3 separate regions of the Homo sapiens genome follow, and all the other regions are linked to region 1. A link is a contact called in ENCODE Hi-C or POLR2A ChIA-PET data. All regions are on one chromosome and are shown on one strand. The core of a region is the stretch at or near the end of the contact, and the rest is flanking DNA. Distances in the headings are between cores, read along the strand shown. Region 1 overlaps SPON2 (spondin 2). Region 2 holds the start of FGFRL1 (fibroblast growth factor receptor like 1). Region 3 overlaps MAEA (macrophage erythroblast attacher, E3 ubiquitin ligase).

What was found. Hi-C counts contacts between places; a loop is a spot of excess contacts on that map. ChIA-PET counts read pairs that join two places held with the same protein, here RNA polymerase II (POLR2A). Pooled maps may share reads with other maps.
Region 2: a map of B cell shows a loop between it and region 1 (31-fold over the local background). The contact joins the promoter of FGFRL1 here to the enhancer-like site in region 1. A Hi-C loop is called at or near these places in 2 of 168 maps with a recorded cell type or tissue (B cell and CD8-positive, alpha-beta T cell), 2 of 37 single-sample maps with no recorded cell type and 8 of 50 pooled maps. POLR2A ChIA-PET finds 5 or more read pairs at or near these places in 4 of 52 experiments (AG04450, HepG2, PC-3 and 1 more).
Region 3: a loop to region 1 is called in a map of right cardiac atrium, with 2.3 times the contacts of the local background. The contact joins two enhancer-like sites. A Hi-C loop is called at or near these places in 40 of 168 maps with a recorded cell type or tissue (A673, B cell, CD4-positive, alpha-beta T cell and 25 more), 30 of 37 single-sample maps with no recorded cell type and 39 of 50 pooled maps. POLR2A ChIA-PET finds 5 or more read pairs at or near these places in 15 of 52 experiments (B cell, CD4-positive, alpha-beta T cell, CD4-positive, alpha-beta memory T cell and 11 more).

The regions. Positions count from the first base shown.
Region 1 is chr4:1,164,803-1,168,640 of GRCh38, forward strand. SPON2 (spondin 2) reads right to left here. Exons shown (of 6, transcript NM_012445.4): 6 at 2,130-2,854. The coding sequence ends at 2,670. All of the region lies in intron 1 of LOC124900647 (nascent polypeptide-associated complex subunit alpha, muscle-specific form-like), which reads left to right. Among named protein-coding and RNA genes, the nearest start is that of SPON2, 5.9 kb to the right of the region's middle. RefSeq lists an enhancer at 2,259-2,508 and a silencer at 2,335-2,618. Within about 2 kb of position 2,534, at least 22 of the 41 ENCODE cell types and tissues checked have a DNase peak (open chromatin) inside an H3K27ac peak, as active enhancers do; they include B cell, CD8-positive, alpha-beta T cell and natural killer cell, where a contact is called at or near this core.
Region 2 is chr4:1,008,711-1,012,875 of GRCh38, forward strand. It overlaps FGFRL1 (fibroblast growth factor receptor like 1), which reads left to right and starts at 2,916. Exons shown (of 7, transcript NM_001004356.3): 1 at 2,916-3,244; 2 at 3,760-3,854. The coding sequence starts at 3,776. RefSeq lists silencers at 739-848, 1,099-1,198, 1,489-1,558, 2,389-2,908, 3,588-3,657 and an enhancer at 1,239-1,871.
Region 3 is chr4:1,327,770-1,331,525 of GRCh38, forward strand. All of the region lies in intron 5 of MAEA (macrophage erythroblast attacher, E3 ubiquitin ligase), which reads left to right. Among named protein-coding and RNA genes, the nearest start is that of UVSSA, 18 kb to the right of the region's middle. Within about 2 kb of position 2,467, at least 6 of the 41 ENCODE cell types and tissues checked have a DNase peak (open chromatin) inside an H3K27ac peak, as active enhancers do; they include CD8-positive, alpha-beta T cell and natural killer cell, where a contact is called at or near this core.

The sequences.
Region 1 (3,838 bases), core at 1,284-3,783:
CCCAGTTGGGACAAGGCCTTCCTGAAACTGGGATGGGGTCAACTGCTTGGGTATCTCTGGGAGGCATGTTAAACGCAGGTCTGTAAGTATTCACGTTGCGTTTTCATCAAAACAAACCCAGACTCATCCATTTCTTCCCATGTCCACGGGTGTCTCTGAGGCCCAAACCTCTCTCTTTTGGGACTATTGCAGGGGCTTCTCCTCTCCATTTTCCTGTCTATACCCACTACTCACTGCTGTCAAGATGGCGGCCACTGATGCAGTGCTGTTTCTGCACTCTGCGCCTTCCCGTGCTCCCCACCTCATTCAGGAGAGGGCAGCCACATAGGTCCTGTCTGATCCACCCTCCGGCCAGGCGGCCCCTGTGGGATTCCTCACACAGCATTCCATTACCGGATGGCGTTCCCCATTGGTCTCCTTCAAATCTCAATGCCTCAGCACAACAGTGGCCGTCCTAGTGGCGTGGGGGCCCCAGAGACTTCTGTGATGGCACCCACGTCAACACATGCCCTGGGGCCCCAGAGACTTCTGTGATGGCACCCACGTCAACACATGCCCTGGGGCCCTGGAGACTTCTGTGATGGCACCCACATCAACACATGCCCTGGGGCCCCAGAGACTTCAGTGATGGCACCCACGTCAACACATGCCCTGGGGTCCCTGAGGCCAGGAAAGCACAATAGCCTCTCACCTGGGCAGTAAATGTTCTGGCCCCAAAGTGACGCCTGTCCTACCCCAGGGACCCCCAGCTCCATGCTCCAGGAGGGAGGGCAGGTGGATCCAGGTGTCTGCAGGAGTCTGCACCACAACCCCTTCCCCAGCCTTTCAGTGATCCTACAGGACTTCACAGGCTCCACAGTAGCGCATGGTTCTGTGAGTCTGCTCTTGCAGTCTCTGCCCTTTGACTGGAGTGTTGTGTCCGTCTGTCGAGGCTTCAATGCACCACCCCATTGTGCTGCTCTGGTGTCTTTGAGTTTAGAGCTCCTGGCGAGGTTAACTCGGTCAGCATCTTCTCCTGGTCATGCCAGCCCCAGCGGCCCGGTGGCTCTGACCGTGGAGTTTGCCATGTGCTCTGACTCAGGAGCATCAAGGCTGGTGTTCTGTGCGTTTTATGGGTTCTGATTGTGGGTTCATGTTCCTGGGGATCCTCTTGAGTTCCAAGTACACAGTGTGATCTCTACACAGGATTTACGGCCATTCTTTCAGGGGCCTCCTGGCATTGTCAGTCCCAGGAACCTTAAGAAAACTTTAAGCCAGGGGTTTTTCAGATCTCCACGTCACCTCAGAGCTCATGCGCCCGTGAGCTTGGGCTTAGTTCATTGTTTTCAAGGATGGTGGGCGGGGATGGCGTGCAGGGTGGTGGGAGCTGGGCCTGGGGTCTGGTTCTAGAAGCATCAGGGCTGGAGGGCCTTAGACAGTTACGAGGAAGGGTCGTCTACCAGGCCTCGGTGAGAGAAGTGAGCCCCCACCTTCCAGTCACTGGGAGAGGACTGAAGAAGCAGCCATCCCCCAAGCATCTCCATCCTCAAACCACACAGAGCTCCCGCCCAGGCACTGAGAGGGCCCTGGGGTTCCACCAGGTGAGTGGCACTGGTGGGGAGGCCTGGGGACCCCTGCTGCAGAAAGGGCCACGACAGATTACAGTGAGCCCCTGAGGACATCTTTGAGGTTGGGGCCTCTGAGCTCAGGTCTCAGGAGGTGTCTGCTGGTGGCCTGATGGGCTGCGAGGGTCTTGGTGGTCAGTGGCCCCCCCATGAACAGCAGCAATGCAAGCTGCTCCCACAGAGGAGGGGGCAGAGTGAGGGCTTCTGGGGCCTCGTCCGGATCTCAAGGTGCCCCTTGTCTGAGCTTCTGATCGTCCTGTGGGCAGGCGCGTGCCTGCCGGGTTTGTGGATGCATCTGACATGCCATTTGCTGTGTCTTCTGAAATCCTGTATGGGCCAGGGGTGGCGTCTGTTGTGGGGAGATCTGTAGGTCTCAGGCCTGCCTCCCACACACACACAGAGCACGTGCCTCATGGCCCTGACGGCAGCACCAGGCGCCTTCTGAATGTGTGTCCCCAATTAGCGCACACCACGGGTCCCTGCACTGCACGGGGCCCAGAACAAGTGTGGGGACAGCCAGGGACATTTGTGAGCAACAGAGATAGTCTTTATTCAAACGCAGAGAGATCCATAACATGGAAACACTGACGCTTCCGAAACCGCCCCATTTATTCACTTCTCAAGTGGCCCCCGCTTGGATGCGCCCTCGGGAGAGTGGGCTCAGCACAGCCTAGAGCACCAGGTCTGAGGTATCTGCAACCACGTGGGAGCCAGGCCCCTGGACGATGAAGGACAATCTCCTGGAGCAGCAATAACTTATAAGGAGACATAATTTAGAGTAGCTGGAGCCTTGGGGATGACTTTATCCTGCAGGAGGAGGAGGCTGAGAGCAGACGGGACACGGGGGCCCCTAAGAAGCAAGGTTGGGAAAGGAGGAGGCTGTTTCCCAATGCCCGTGCCGGCCACCAGAGGGCCCTTCAGTGCAGAGATGGTCGGCGCGGCCTCACCGCGGTCAGGAGCAGCGCGAAACCCCCTGTGCCCTCGGCCGCCTGCAGCATGAGCCTGCACAGGAGCCCCCGACACCCCATGGCTCCGGGGGGCCCCAGGGGCTGCGGGGCTCTGGTCTTAGACGCAGTTATCAGGGACGCACTCAGCCTCTTCTTCGAGCTCGGGGCAGGGGCTCCCGTTGTTGGCGGGCTGGACCCGGACGTAGCGAGTCCTGCTCTTGGTCCCGAGCCTCCCACAGTGGCCTCCGCACAGTCCCCAGGACGACCACAGGGAGACCTCGCAGTCCAGCGGCGTTTCTGGAACTGGACCAAGCAAAGGGGAGACCGAGGTGAACGCTCGCGTGAAGAGGCGCTTCGTACAAACGGAAGCCACCTCCCACCAACGTGTGCATTCATCAGAGGCCACGCCCACCCTTCGGGGGCACTTGCGTTTCTCCGCACAGTCGCAGAGTGAGCGGCAAGATGGGATGGCACCATAGCAACCTCGGACACAACCTAGGGACTGGAGTTGCGCGTTTCTACGTAAGAGCCGGAGCTGCCGCTCAAGTCCCTGTGGTGGTGGAACTCCCACATCGTGGCAGAGTAAGGGGCCCCTGGGAACCCCGTGGGAACCCCGGGAGAGGGCGGACACCCCTGCTGTAGAAAGCTGCTCTGCCCGAGCCTGGACCCAGCTGCTACATTTACCCGAATAACAGACAGGGGCACCTGATTAGCTGTCTTGCGGGACCTGGACCCCCCACAGGACTCAGACCTTTTCAGTATCGTTCTCGTTTCCCTGTGTCCCATCTGGTTCCATAATTTTCATAAATTTAAAAATCATCATTTGGTGTTATGGTTAAGTCACTTGGTAATTTCCATGTTTCCAAAGCAAAGTGAAAACACCTCTTTTGCACCCCACAGGCCAAGCCAGCCAGATGGACAGTGTTTCTCTGGCTGTGTGGCCCAGAGCGGGCAGCCCCTAAGGAGGCCAGGAGCCCCGCCTCACTCTGCCGTGCACGGGAGGACAGTCAGCAAGGGCTCGGCTCTCCTCACAAATCTGCGAGTACCCTGCTGCCAGCTTTGTGGCTACTGAAGGATGAGAGAGAGTGGAGAAGGGGGTCAATGTGCAGGTGCAGTGCCTGGACTGGTCTGGAAGCCCTGGCCAGGCCCACACCTGGAGCAGCCCTCTCCAGAGATGCAGGAACAGGGCTTGCAAAGACCTTGGGCGCTGAGGCTTCGCAGGGGCACTGGTGTAGAAGCCAGAGAGCCAGGGCCCCGGGCAGCCCACCTGGGGAGCACACAGAGCTG
Region 2 (4,165 bases), core at 1,666-4,165, 160 kb before region 1:
TGCTTCCCTACTACGGGGTGAGAACTTCTTCCTGCTCTAACGATGCTTCCCCACTCTGGCTGCTGAGCACAGGCACTATTCCCAGCCCTGCATGGGCTCTGATCCTGGGTGGGTCTTTCCCTGGCCTTGAGTGTTTTCTTCACGCTCCTGCACTGATCTGTGCTTAGCTGAAGCCTCCAGGCAGACCCTCTGTGGGTGTCTGGGCTTCTCGGTGCAGCCCCCTCCTCTCCAGCACTCTGGAGCACCTGTGAACTCCAGCCCCTGCCTGGCCACCTCTGTCTTCCCAGTTGAGGGAGACGCCGGTGGCTGCCTGGGTTTTCTCTGCACCGGCCTGGGCAGTGGGCGGGACTGTCCTCGCTGCCGGGTCGCTTCCCCTCTCTCCAGCACCACGGTCCTCGGTTTCGTGAGCCCAGTGCCTTACGTGCTGTTTTCACACCTATTTTTTTGGTTGCTGCAGCTGAGAGTGTGTAAGTCACTGTTACTGCATCTCCATTCTCTGCCAAGCCTCCTCCACCCGCCTGTCCTTGTCAGTCCCTACACCTGCTGTTCCTGAGATGCCGCCTCTGTGAGGCCTGCCCGGCTCTCCCCCAGTCCTGCCTCTTCTGCCCCGGGGCAGGTGCTGTCGCGGGCAAGCGAGGATCCGTGCTAGCGAACCTGCGCGCCTGGGGCTCACCGGGGCTGGGTAGGTGGCTACAAGAACCTGTCTTCCCGCGGTCACCCCATGGGGTTGGCTGAGGATGGGGCCTGAGACCCCGAGGGTGGCTGACCGCCCCGTTTCAGTTTTAAGGGGCAGGACGTGCTTGCGCCGGCCCCTCGGCTCCGCGCTGCCTGACCCGAAGGGCCGTGGGAGCGGGGAGGGCCCAGTCCCTGTTCCGGGGGTGGGCGAGGGGCGGGGGGCTGCCTGAGGACGGGGCCTGGGCCGGCCGCGGGCTGGGACGTGGCGGGCGGGGCGGGGCGGGGCGGGGCGGGGCGGGGCGAGGAGACGAGGAAAAACGCCTCGGGAGCTGCCGCGCCGGCGCCGCCGCCACCGCCAGAGGGCAGCGCGTGCCGGCGCGGGAGGCCCGGGCCCCGCCCCCGCCCGGCCAGGCCCCGCCCCCTCCCCGTCCCCGCCCCTGTCCGCCTCGGGCCCCGCCCCGTCTGCCGCTCCGCCCCTGGCCCCGCCCCCCGTCCCGGCCCCGCCCGCCAGGGGCCGCGACGCTGCCCGTGCCCCTCCCACTGCCCGCTCATTCGGGGGCCGGCACCTGCCGGCCTGTCCGCTCCCTGCTTATACTTTGCACGCTCGCAGCCACGTTTCCGCACACCTGTCCCCTTTCCACGCACCTGTGTCCGGCAGCCCGCACATCTGTGGGAGCGCTGCCTCCTCGCCAGCTGTCCGGGAAGTTCAGCGCCGCTCTCCCACGGGCGTGAGACCGCCCCACCCACCTGTCCGTGACTGCAGCTCCGGCCGGGAGGGCGGCAGGTGGGCCCCGGCGCTGCTGGCTCCTTGTGGGACAGGGCCGCGGCGGCGGCGCAGGACGTTCTCCCGCCGGGAGGACCACGCGGCGGTCCCTGGACCCTTCCCCGGGTGCACAGCGGCGGCTGCGCCAGCGGGGGCAGGATGGGCCGTCCGAGCGCACCTCCATCCGCCCTCGCGACGCCCACGCTGGCCCAGACGCGGGATTTGGGGTGGAGGACGCTGGGCTGGGAACCAGCACCTTGGGACGGCCGGGTAGTTCGGGCCTTGAGGAGTCCCACACCCTGACAGCTGGCGCCCCCCACGCCCCGCCTAGCTCTCCTCGGCCTGGGGACACCGGCTGCCAGGCCTCTCCAGTTTCAGCCTTTCCTGGGAGGACTTCCTGGAAGAGGGGGCTTCAGGCCCCAGAAAGAGAGGCTGCTCTGGGGGATGGAGGAGGTGCTGGGATGGTGACTCCGCGGAGTCGAGGGTGTGAGGCGGGATGTGGGCAGGCCGTGAGGTTTGTGTTGCAAGACTGGGAGGCAGGATGAGGGGAGGCCATGGGGCGGCTGGAGGTGCGGCCTGGGAGCCCTGCGTGCTGGGCCCTGGGCAGGGACGGCAGGCGAGGCGTGTGGAGGAAGAGCCGCGAAGAGCTGGGCGCTGTCTTCTCCACGCCTCCGTTTCTTCATCTGCTCCTGGGGCCGCCTGCCCGGTAGCGGAGATTGAATCGCATGTTGACGTCTATTACGATGATTAATGTTCTTGTCATTCCCGTCACTAGCAGGTGAGAGGCTGGGAGGCCTCAGGTGGGAACATACCTTTGGCCAAAGGCACCAGGTAACCCGAACGCCCCGGGGAGGACCCCTGCCTGCATCGCCGCGGCCGTCCCCCCCTACCCCGTCCCCAGCAGCTCCGGCTGGGCGAGGCCCTGCTTCTCCCTTCTGCTCCCGAAGACCCCCCGGGGCGCAGACCTGGAAGCCTCGAAGCTCCCGCGGCCGTCCAGTCCGCCCCCTTCTGAGCAACCAGAGAGCGGTCTGGGCCCGGCCCGGGGCTGCGCAGAGGTCAGACTGCCGCGGGCAGGGCCGGAGCCTGCTCTGGGGGTCGCGGAGGTGTCTCGAGAGTTGAGGACCCGACCCGGGCGCGCGCGGGCGCAGGTATGGGGAGGGCGCGGCGGCTCCTGGCCGGTCCTAGGAGCCTGCGGGGACCAAGGGCGCGCGGGCGGGGCCGGGGGCGCGGCGAGGCTCGGGTTGGGGCGGGGCGGGGGCGGGGGCGGGGCCGGACCCGGGGAAGCCGCCCGCCCGCGGGGACGTCCGCACCGCGAGGGTTAAGGCCGGGAGCCCGGCGGGGCGGGGGCGGTGTGCGCGCGCGGATTGGGGAAAAGTTTGGCGGCGGGGCGGGGCACGGGGGAGGGCTGACGCGCGCGGATTGGCCGGAAGTTGTGCCGGGGGCGGGTCGGGGGTCCGGGCTCGGCGCTCGCTCCGGGAGAGTTGACAAAGCCCCGCAGGGAAGGACGCCTCGCGGCGCGGCGCCCCGGGCCCCTCGCCCCGCCGCCCCGGGATCCCGGCCCCGGCCCCCGGCCCCGCGGACTCGCCCCCGCCGCCTGCCCGGTCCGGGACCCCGCGCCCCGAGCGCCCGAGCCCGGACCCCGACCCGGCCCGAGCCGCCCGCGCCCAGGTAGCGCCGCCCCGCCCCGAGACCGGGCCCGGGGGCGCGGGGCGGCGGGATGCGGCGCCCGGGGCGGCGATGACCGCGGAGCGCACGCCGCGGGCCCGGCCCTGACCCCGCCGCCCGCCCGCTGAGCCCCCCGCCGAGGTGAGCCCCCCGCGCGCGCGGCCGCGACCCCAGGTGGGCACACGGGGGAGGGCGGGGGTCCGGGGCGGGGGCGGGGAGGGGCGGGTTCGGGGCCCCAGCTGGGCACGGGTCATGCGCGCCGCCGCCGCTCCTGCGGGCCCCCGGCCTGCCCCGCCCCCGCCCCCGCGCCCCACGTGGGCCCCCCCCAGCGCAAATTTGTCCGCTAATGGCGCAGGCGATTATCTGCGGGGCGCTGAGTGTTGTGTGTCCTGCGGGCAGGGCCGGAGTTACAAGCGCCAGGAATCCAGACGGTGTTTGGAGAGGGGGGGCGGCGGGGGAGCCCGGTAATTAGTGTAAACCCTTTGTCTGCCTTTGATACCCACAGCTTCTCCCCGCTGCGGCTTCCTCCGCCTGGAGCGCGGGCGGGGAGGGCCTGTGGGGAGGGCGGCCAGACCCCTGATCCCCGCGGCCCGGGACCGGGGAGGGCGGTATCTCCCAGTTCCACGTGTTAGTGACGGCGCCCCCAATGTCCCCAGGTCCGGACAGGCCGAGATGACGCCGAGCCCCCTGTTGCTGCTCCTGCTGCCGCCGCTGCTGCTGGGGGCCTTCCCGCCGGCCGCCGCCGCCCGAGGTGAGTTCTGGCGCCCAGCCCGGCCAGCCTGGCCTCCGCCAGCGCCGCCCCCTTCCCGCCCGGCCCTGAACCCTGCCACAGTGCCCGCCTGGCACGCGCCATGCCCCGCCCCTGCCGCCCCGCTCGCCAGGCCCCCTTCCTTCCAGGGCCCCCTCACCCATGGGCTGTCCACAGCACCCACCGGGGCTCCCCTAGCTGGCTGGAGGGGTTCCCCTCATGCGTGCTTGCTGGCCAGGTGGGCTTTAGTCCTGGCTCCCCAGGACATGCTCCTGGTCTTGCAAACACTTTCATACTCGTACCTGCAGTCCAGG
Region 3 (3,756 bases), core at 1,217-3,716, 160 kb after region 1:
CTCCCTGTCGTGGTCTGGGTCCTGGGACGTCCCCTGGGTCGTCCCCTGGGTCTTGAGTCTGACCCCTGCCTGCTCAGGTGGCTGCTTCTCCCACTGTTCCTGAATGGGACTTGGGGAGTGAGGCCTGGAGCCTGGCAGGGCCCCCGCCAAGGTGTGGCCCCAGGTGGGCATCCAGACCCCCGTGGCTGCCAGGGGAACCAGCTTTGAGGTCCCGACCGTCCACGTAAAACACGTGGATCAGGCTCCCGGCACCCCCTTTCCACATTGGAAAGTGCCGCCAGCCTCAGTAGATGGGAGTGTCTCTGACGTGTGGTCCTCAGGTAGCTCCAAGCGTCCTGAGCTTGGGAATGTCCCTCACAGTCATCGGGGAATGTTGACAGCGTGTGATGAGGGCACTTCTGGGTTCTCCGGCCTGTCTCCGACCCAAGGGCGGCGTGCAGTGAGCTGAGGCCAGCGGCGCCCTGGTGGTCAGGCCTGAGAAGGGGATGCTGGCTGTCACTGTGGCTCAGCCCAGTTGGGGTGCACGGCGTCTGCAAAGGAAGAGAGGCTGTCCGCTGGCTTCCCGCTGGCTCCCCAGAGTGGGCATCGTCAGGCAGCAGTGGTCCCTGGCCTGGGCAGTGTCGGCCAGTTCATGCTCACCCCGTCTCGGGGCAGGGCTGCTCCTTGAGTGCTAGGTCGTCTCACTCACTTTCATGGAGGTTCCTGAGCGGCCAAGCCTTGCGGTGACGCTTGAGTTGCTGTGTGGGGTGTGTGGGCCTGGCTGGCCCTCAGCTCCCGGGCGAGTGCCCAGCAGGTGTGTTTGCCAGGAGGGGGCACCTGTCCATGCCCACAGAAACCCGACCGCGACTCCATATCCACCTGCAGTGGGCCGGGTGGCCGAGTGTTCCACAGAAGGCCCATTTGGAGAAGTGGGCGTCTCACGATGAGGTGCTGAGGGTGGTCCCCAAGACGCACGGCAGAACCGCGGCAAGTCCCTGCCCTTGCGTGGACCCTGGAGAGGCCCGGGGTCCTGCTCCGGCTCCTGATGCTGACCTGGGCGCATGGTGGCAGGTCAGGCCTCGTCTTCACGCACGAGGGAGCCAGGCCTGCAACGAGGTCCCTTCTGTGCCTGAGAGGGCTAAAGCGGGGATCTCGGGACCCGGGCCAGTGGAGAGTGGCGTGTGAGCATTGCGGGGACACGGCCAGGGGCCCCCTGTCAAGAGGAGGGGCTCCCGCTCTGCTCTGGCCTCCGTGTGGCCTCGGTGCCTGTGTCGCTGGCCTCTGTCCGGCGGCAGTCTGCTTCCATCCCGAGTCAGCCTCCGTCTCCTTGAGGGCCCCGGCCACTGTCAGCCCTGGAGTCTGAAAACAAAACGTGTCCATCCCGGAGTCCCTCCGTCACAGATGTCTTCATCTAGGTGGCAGCTGGTTCCGCATAGGGTCTGTTGACCTGTTACCCCCACTCCGCATAGGGTCTATTTGCCTGTGTTACCCTGGCTCCGTGTAGGGTCTGTTTACCTGTGTTCCCCCCGCTCCGCGTAGGGTCTCTTTGCCTGTGTTCCCCCCGCTCCGTGTAGGGTCTCTTTGCCTTGTTCCCCCTGCTCTGGGTAGAATCTGCCCTAGAGACTCGCGGGGCCTCCACCTCATAATGTCTGAGCCGAGCTCAGAGCTGTGCCCTCTGCGGCCTCGTCTGTTGCAGGGGAGCAGGCAGGTCCCAGGAAGTGCGTGTCCTTCCTCCCGCAAGCAGACACGTGCTGCCTCGAAGCCTCAGCAGCCAGCCGGGCAGGCATGGCAAACAACACCCCAGTGTCTCGGGGGCAGGCGCAGTGTGAGCTACATCCTCTGCTGGGGCCGTCTTGGGAGTGGTTCTCCAGGTGCCAGGGCCTGGTCAGGGAAGTCCGGCCTCAGCTCAGCGTGGCCCTGGAGCCACCCACAAGGCACACGGGAGCTGGGCTGGGGTGGCAGGTGGGGCATCGGCAGGACGTTTGTGGGGTGAGGGAGTGCGGGTGTTTGGCTGGGAGCCCAGAGGGTGTTGTGTATCACTCACTGAGGCTGGACAAGAGGGAAGGCGGAGAAGCCTGGCCACATGTCTCCTGAGGGCTCCAGGCAGGGCCCTCTCACCTGCTGCCAGGGTCCCAGCCCGCAGGAGCTTCCCGTCCACCTCTGAACTCACGGTCCACATGGCGCTGGAGCGTCGGGCACCATCTACAGGGCTTGAGGCCAGCAGCCTAGCCTCTGGGTCCACTGGGGCAGGCAAGGTGAGTCCTGCTGTCTGTGGAGCCAGCGTGCTGGGCCGGGCAGGGGGCCTCGTTGGCTGGGGTGGCTGCAGCTCCGCCCTGCCTGGGGCATTTGTGGGTTTTTGCGAAATGCAAAAGTATGAGCTGCTAGTGATTAACTTTTAACGCCTTTAATTTTTAGTAAATGAGTAAGTGAATCCCTGACCCCAGGCGGCTGGGACCTGGCCTGTACTTCATGGGCTTTGTGTGAGCAGCTCCGTGCCGTCTGTCGCACACCCACACCTCAGCCTGGCCAGGCACAGTTTAGGAATTTTGTCTTCTGGGTGTTTCTCTCTCTCTCTCTTTCCGTGTGTGTGTGTGTGTGTTTTGAGGTTGAGTTTTGCTCTGTTGCCTGGCACAATCTCAGCTCACCGCAACCTCCGCCTCCCGGGTTCAAGTGATTGTCCTGCCTCAGCCTCTGAGTAGCTGGGATTACAGGCGCCCACCACCACGCCCGGCTAATTTTTGTATTTTTAGTAGAGATGGGGTTTCACCATGTTGGCCAGGCTGGTCTCAAACTCCTGACCTTGTGATCCGCCCACCTTGGCCTCCCAAAGTGCTGGGATTACAGGCGTGAGCCACCGTGCCTGGCCCGTGTGTTTATATTTTTAAAGAAAAATGGAAGTTTTTGTGTTTCTTATGTTAGCTGCATTTAGTTTGTTAAAAGTCACGGTTTTGTTTCCCCTGTGTCCTGTGGATGCATACCGTGCTGTTCTCCCCGGACCTGCTCTGAGGGCCCCACATCTCGGCTGCAGTTCTCTGTGTGTTGGGGCTGAATGCTGGCATCAAACGATCTGAAAAGAGTCAGCCGCCACTGTTAGGTTTTCTGTTTCTGTCTTGGGGTCAGGATTTGTGGATCAGGGACCTGGGGTGCGAGGTGAGGCAGCTTGTTAGGCGGATGATGTCTGTCTGGGGTTTGATTGATGGTGAGATAAGACGCGTAAACCAGGTCATGCAAATGAGATCTTGTAGATGTCAACCACGGAGATTAAATTTCCTCTCTTCAGCAGCTCTGGGAGGAGGTGAGATGCCCGTTGGCCGTGTTCTGTGCACGTCTTGGCGTGTGACGAAGGGTGACTTGTCTCCAGAGATGGAATGAGGGGGTTGGGTGGGGCTCCTCCTGGACTCAGACCCACGCCCACCCACACGCTCCAAGGAGGGGGATGCATGGGCACTGGAATCTCGGATGGCCGTCCCCAGCCCCTGCACACGCACCCTGCGGGGTCAGCCGTGTGGACTCACCCCCGACTCCCAGTCCCTGTATGCACCCTGCGGGGTCGGCCGTGTGGATTCACCCCCGACTCCCAGGCCCTGCACAGGCCCTGGGGCGTCAGCCATGTGGACTCCCCAGGCTGGGTCCCAAGCGTGGACGCCCCCCACTCCCTGCTGCCCCGGGCTCTCCTGGTGGTGCTTCCAACACGTGGTCCCCGTGCTATCCATCAAGGGGCTGCTGGGCCACCTCCTACACTAACTCCAGTCTCTGCGAGACACTGCATCTTCTCCA